2 separate regions of the Mus musculus genome follow, and region 2 is linked to region 1. The links are chromatin contacts, found by Hi-C or POLR2A ChIA-PET in ENCODE. All regions are on one chromosome and are shown on one strand. The core of a region is the stretch at or near the end of the contact, and the rest is flanking DNA. Distances in the headings are between cores, read along the strand shown.

Evidence for each region. Hi-C counts contacts between places; a loop is a spot of excess contacts on that map. ChIA-PET counts read pairs that join two places held with the same protein, here RNA polymerase II (POLR2A).
Region 2: a loop to region 1 is called in a map of T-helper 2 cell, with 2.6 times the contacts of the local background. The contact joins the promoter of Fam133b here to the enhancer-like site in region 1. A Hi-C loop is called at or near these places in 3 of 37 maps with a recorded cell type or tissue (T-helper 17 cell, T-helper 2 cell and regulatory T cell). POLR2A ChIA-PET finds 5 or more read pairs at or near these places in 4 of 5 experiments (Patski and embryonic stem cell).

What each region holds. Positions count from the first base shown.
Region 1 is chr5:3,501,617-3,504,667 of GRCm38, forward strand. The region is part of intron 5 of Cdk6 (cyclin-dependent kinase 6); the gene reads left to right. Among named protein-coding and RNA genes, the nearest start is that of Fam133b, 41 kb to the right of the region's middle. Within about 2 kb of position 1,440, at least 1 of the 3 ENCODE cell types and tissues checked has a DNase peak (open chromatin) inside an H3K27ac peak, as active enhancers do.
Region 2 is chr5:3,542,563-3,545,474 of GRCm38, forward strand. It overlaps Fam133b (family with sequence similarity 133, member B), which reads left to right and starts at 1,271. Exons shown (of 11, transcript NM_001042501.1): 1 at 1,271-1,385. The coding sequence starts at 1,362.

The DNA.
Region 1 (3,051 bases), core at 190-2,689:
GGTTAAGTACCCACTTGCTCTCCTTGCTGTGTTAATCAGTTACAGAGCCAGTGTTAGGAGCCCGGGTCATCTAGTCTCTTGGCTTCTGTGGCTTTCCCGTTACATGATTCAGTATCCTAGAGCCTCAGCAGTGGACACAGTCCTGTCCCCCTCGAGAGACAGCACTTCCGCCTGGCAAAGCTAGATTCAATCCCCAGGGGGTGGGTGGGGGAGCAATAAATCATGCACCAAAAATAACACCTTCACTGCTAAATTCCACTTAGTAGGTGATTTCCCAAGGATGAGCCAGTGCAGTGAATCATCGCCCTGAGAGCTGATTCGAACAGTAGTTCTGTTTTATTTACTACCTCGTGGTTTTTAACCTTTAGAGCCTTCCTGGGAGGGTCAGAGTCTCCTCACCATGAATATAAAACAGACTCTGCTTATAAGCCTTCAAGGGTCCCTTTTCCTTTTGTTTTGTTTTTTGTTTTTTTTTTCCTCCTTTCCACTTAAAACATCCCATGATCAGGAGGACCCAGGCAGAACAACAGCTAACTTTCTGAGGTGTTGATTGTGCAGGAGCAAACCTGGCACCCTGCAGATGCTATAAACTGGCATCCATGGCCTCCCTGGGCTTCCTGGGCACAGACTCACGTGCACAAACACTCTCACACTCAAAATGACACTTTTTTAAAAATTTAAAACGTTGGGGTTGGGAGCTCCCCCAGTCAAGAAGGTTAGGCAAGCATGAGAATTGTTAGGCAAGCATGAGAATTTAATCTTGGCTCCCTAGCACCCACACAGAAACTGGATCTGGTACCTTACTCCTGAAATCCTGGTACTGGAGACGTGGGTCCCAGAGGATTCCCTGAGCTTTTTAGATGAGTTTTATAAGTGAGGGACCCAGTCTCAAAAGACAAAGCCGAGAGCCATTAAGTGTAAGGGAGCCTCAGCGCAGTTCTGTTCAGATGGCACGAAAGAGTGGAAGAAATTCAGATCCCCTTTCCATTCACATATTACCTGGTTTGAAGGCAGTTTAAGAAAATGACACACTCCGCTATAAATACCTCAGGACAGTTTGTCCACATTGACACTTCCATTTCCTAAAATGAAAACCTCACTGGCCCACAGGGATGAGGGGAAGTGTGGGGGGAAGGGGGAGGCTGGCTTTGTTCACCAGGGTTATTTCAACAAGCACATCCGAACGCTAGGAACTTCCTCTGATGACTCAAGACAGTTGTCAAACACCAGCGTTCCTCTGTTTGACCCCTGCTGAAGTAAGATCTGGGGAAGCATGGTACAGAGTCTGAATCATGTAGCTGGTGTTTTGTCTGTATCTGAATTTACATCTGTCACATACCCAGTGTGTCCACCCATGAAAAACTACATTCTTCAGCTATCACTGAAGGGGAGGGGGGAAAGCATTCAAATGGGCCTGTTTCATCTAGACAGTCTGAAAGTTCTAAGGAATGCCATGGGCTTTGCTTCCTGAACGGAATTGTTGAGTTATCACCCAGTGTTGGGCCTCCATCCAGACTGAGTGAGATACAGGGAATACTGTGTTCACGCAGGATACCAGCTGGCTTCACACTGGCAGAGGAGAAGGGGAACACGTTCGTCACCATACAGTACAGATCCTACGGGGTGCCAGAGAGTGTGGGCCTGATAATCGCTGGGAACATGGCCTTGACTCCTGTCTTCACAGAGGCTGCCGCAGCACTTGGCCACTCCTTTGTTATGACTGTAACCACCTTCTTGTCACTATTCTTCAAGCCAAACATATCTCCAGGGTTGAAGTCTCACTCGGGCTACAGTACAGTTTGAGAAGGACAGTCACCATATCCACCCATCATTAAAGATACAAATCTAGTCTGCAAGTTTCCTGAAGACGTAAGCTGGGTCAGAGAGGTGGCTCAGTGGGAAGAGCACTGTTTGTTCTTACAGAGGACCCAACACCTATGTGGCAGCTTCTAATTGTCTGTGACTGCAGTTCCAGGGGATCCAACACCGTCACACAGACTTACTTTGTATGCAAAACACCAAGGCACATGAAATTTTTAAAAACTGAAAAGAAAGAAAAGAAAACTTAAGCTGGCTCTTGGGTCAGTTCATTTTGACCTGTTAGGACTCACGCTGTGTTTTATTGGTTGGGCACAGTACTAATTTTGCAGTTCTCAGAAACAAATAAACAACATCCCTGACTCTCAAGGGCTTGCAGGAATTTTTATACTAAGTATACATTTTTATACTAAGCAGATTCAAAGTTTAAGAGAGAAAATGAAAAAAAAATCAGTCTGACGCTGTATAGACTATTTATAGCAAATGCTTTAGCTGTGTTTGCTCCGACTTTCACATCACTTGTAGGACTCTGGCTGACGCCGGTGCTTCCTTGCTGAGGAAAGCTTTTTAAAGTTAATTCATTGGGTTTATTTTCTGTGGGTATGAACGTGTGCGTGGGCTTGCATGTGTGTGGCAATCAGCAGACCATATCTCTCCTCCTACCATATGGGTCTCGATCATCAGGCTTAGTGGCACGTGCCTTTATCATTGAACCATCTCTCCTGTTTCATAAAGTATACTTAAAAATAATTAATAATAATACTAAGCCACTCCGACTATCAAACTCCTTCACTTCAGAAATGTCTAGTGATTATTTTCACAATGGTTAAGGCTTCCATTCTGAGAAAGTGTCACTTGCCACTACTTGGTCACAATGCAGTTTTTGCACAAGGATGACTTGTGTCTTGAGTAAGTGGTGGTCATGCCCACAGCTGAATTCCTGAGGCATGCTGTGGCAAAAACAAAAACAAACAAATGGAAAAGTGCTATGTTAGAGAATGAGCCCCCTGAATTCAAAGATCATGAAAAAGAAGTGACTTGTGACTTTTATTTAGTTGTATGTGTGCATGTGCACGTCTCCATGGCATGTTTACATGGGTCAGAGGACAACTTTGGGGGCTTGACTCTCTCCTTCCAGCACGTAGGACCTAGGGGTCAAACTTGGGTTGTCAGACTCAGCAGCAAGCCACTAAGCCATCTCTCCAGACCAAGAGGTGGTTTCCAAAGCTCTTA
Region 2 (2,912 bases), core at 21-2,520, 41 kb after region 1:
TCCAAGCTGACTGGTTCTAACTGGCTTCTCTCACTTTCTGACTGAATTGCTCTGATTGGCCCCGAGTTAACTCTGGCAACCTGTTCTAATCTTCTGGCTCCTTCTCACTCTCTGACTCATTCTGTCTTCACCCGTGTCTAGCTTGTTCTCTTTTCAACCCATCTCAGTAAAACTGCCTCTCTCCTCGCTTTCTCTCTGCACTGCTCTCCTAAGTGGCTTCACTGCCTCTCTCCTGACAGTTGGGCATATTCTATATAGTCTATTTTGTCAGGTTGTTCTCTGATTCATCACTTTGTCTGCCACTCAATTACACATAACTTTCAAATATGGGTGCTTCCTTCTACAAACTAACTTTACCTTCACTGTTTGGGATTAAAACTGTGTTCTAAGTGCTGAGTCATACCACAACTAGAAACAACTGTTTTTTAGTAAATAATACAATCTCAGGTTTCACAGTGTGATCACATATCCTGCAGCATATACCAGCCTTTTTCCCTTTGAATTTTACTTTACACAATGTCTAAGTTACCCAGATCAGACTTGGACTTACTTTGTTGCTCAAAATAGCCTCAAACTCATGATGTCTACCCACCCACCCCTCACCTCATATCCATGAGGTCTGGGGAAAGGCTAAAGGATTTTCTTCAGTATAATGAAAGTCCCATATTTCCATTTTCTAAAATTTCAGAAAGGATTCTGATCGATTTTATTCCTGATGCATTCATGTTGACATGAATCCATAAGTCACTTTTTCTAAGCCTGTGAATAGTCAGAGAATATGGTGTATTAATTAGTCTCTAGAGTCTAGACCACTTCTGAAGTTTAAGTCCAATCCAGATAATCCCATAGCACCAAAGCAGTAAAGTCTAACCTGTGTGTGTTTATCTCCCCCTATGAGTTAATAAACACACCCCTTAAAGATAAGGATTATGTCTTAACTATATTTGACTGGTCCCAGACTCATTTTTTTAAGTTTTATGACAATTTTTTCCATTAGACTTACTTTATGTGTTTGCCTACAGGTGTGCAGTGCGTGTGCCTGGTACCCACAAAGGTCAGAAGAGGGCATTGGATACCCAGGAACTGAGTTACCGATTTGACTACAGAGTGGGTCCTGCTCAGGAATGGTTAAGTGGGTCACAGGAATCCTGCTGCAGCTCCTGGGAACCGCAGGCGGTCGCTAGCGCCGGGCTGTCCTCCGCACCACCAGGGGGCGCCGTGGCGCATACGGTCTCCCCGGATTGGCGGGGCGCCGCTCTCTGGGCGGGGCATAGAGGTGGTAAGAGGACTCGCGGCGGGCCGCTTCGGCTTCTTCTCGGGCCTGCTCCCTCGGCGGCTTCCCGCGCCTTCAGCCGGCCACCATGGGGAAACGGGATAATCGCGTGGTGAGTATTCGGCGGGGAAAACGGAGCAGTGAGGCGGGGCCGGGCGGCAGGCGAACGAGCGGAAGCCGTCGCCCGTCGCGGCGGGGCTGGCGGCCGCGTCGCACTTGGGGCCCCGAGACCCCGCGCCGTGCGATGCGCGTGCGCCTTGCCGGTCCTCAGCGTCCTGCTCGGCCGACCCTGGGGCCTGTCGCCCCGCAGCGGTAAGGGCTGTGAGCCGGAGCCGCCGGTGCCGAGAGGCCCAGACCCAGCGCAGCGGGACCACGGGGATGGGGGTGGGGGACAGGGATGAGGGCTTTGGGGTACTCTAGACTCCAGTGCCCTCGGAAGTTAGTGACTTCTGAACCCAAGTTTCTACCTGTGGGAATGGGAGTCCTCCTTAGTCACCGCTTGACCACAAAGGCAACTGCCCAAGCGAACGCGAGTGGGTACCTAAAGAGCTGCCCGGGAAATGACAGTGTTCCCCGCTCTGTCTTAAAAACAACAACAACAACAAAACAAAAAACAACAACAACAACAACAAAAAACGTCCGTTTTAGTTTCTTGTGGTTCTGTCGTGGAAGCTCGGTGGCCACTAACCTTGCTCGCACTGTGCAGGAATGTACTTTCCTCCTGGCTTCAGGACGAGACCGTAGAATGAATGGAGTTGAGATGAATAGAATAGAATAGACCAGTTGAAATGGTCTATGTGTGTGGGCATCCAGAGTTCGACATAGTGCTTGGACTATTAATGTCCTCAGACACATCTCACCTGATTCCTGGAGATTTTTCTGTTTTGTTTTGTTGTTATTAATGATGCTATCGTTGTTTTAAAGATTATAGGCTTGCTTACAGACATTATTACAGTTTCTTACTGAAATCCAGACTTTCATTTTACTGGAAATTTTTATTTACACATTCCTTAAGGCATTTTCAAAACCTATGAAATTAGTCTCGTTTACTGGAGGGTGTTGACAGCTCTGTACTGTTCTGTTCTGTTGTCATCGCACAATATGTTCTAGTAGCATTTTGTTTGCACTTAAAAGATTCTAAGACTGAAAACATTACATCAAAAGGTGGGAGGTGTTGGAGATGTAATGGAGAACTAATACTTAGGGCAGGGTAAGGATGCTTAAACTGTGACCAGAACTTGTATCATTTGCTACTTGGTTCAGTCCTCATGGATCTTGATATCTCCCCCAGCCCCCCACACCACCACCAGCCCCAAAGTCTCACTTTTTAACAGGACTTTTAAACCACAGCTATCCTATACATCCTGGTCCCACACATAGACAGCTTCTCCATCATCAACATCCCCCACCGTAGAGATACAGGTGAACGTGCAGTTATCTTTCAGGAATCACATAATCCTATGATACTGTGCATAGTGTGTCTTTAGACACGTTACTAATGACATCAGCCACTATGATGCATTGCCACCACTTTGAAAGACTTTGCTTCAGTCACACCTGCTCCTCAATCCACCACAATCACTGTTCTCTTTACTAGCTCCATAGTTTTCCAGGACTAGAGTTTGAGTGTCTGCCTCTG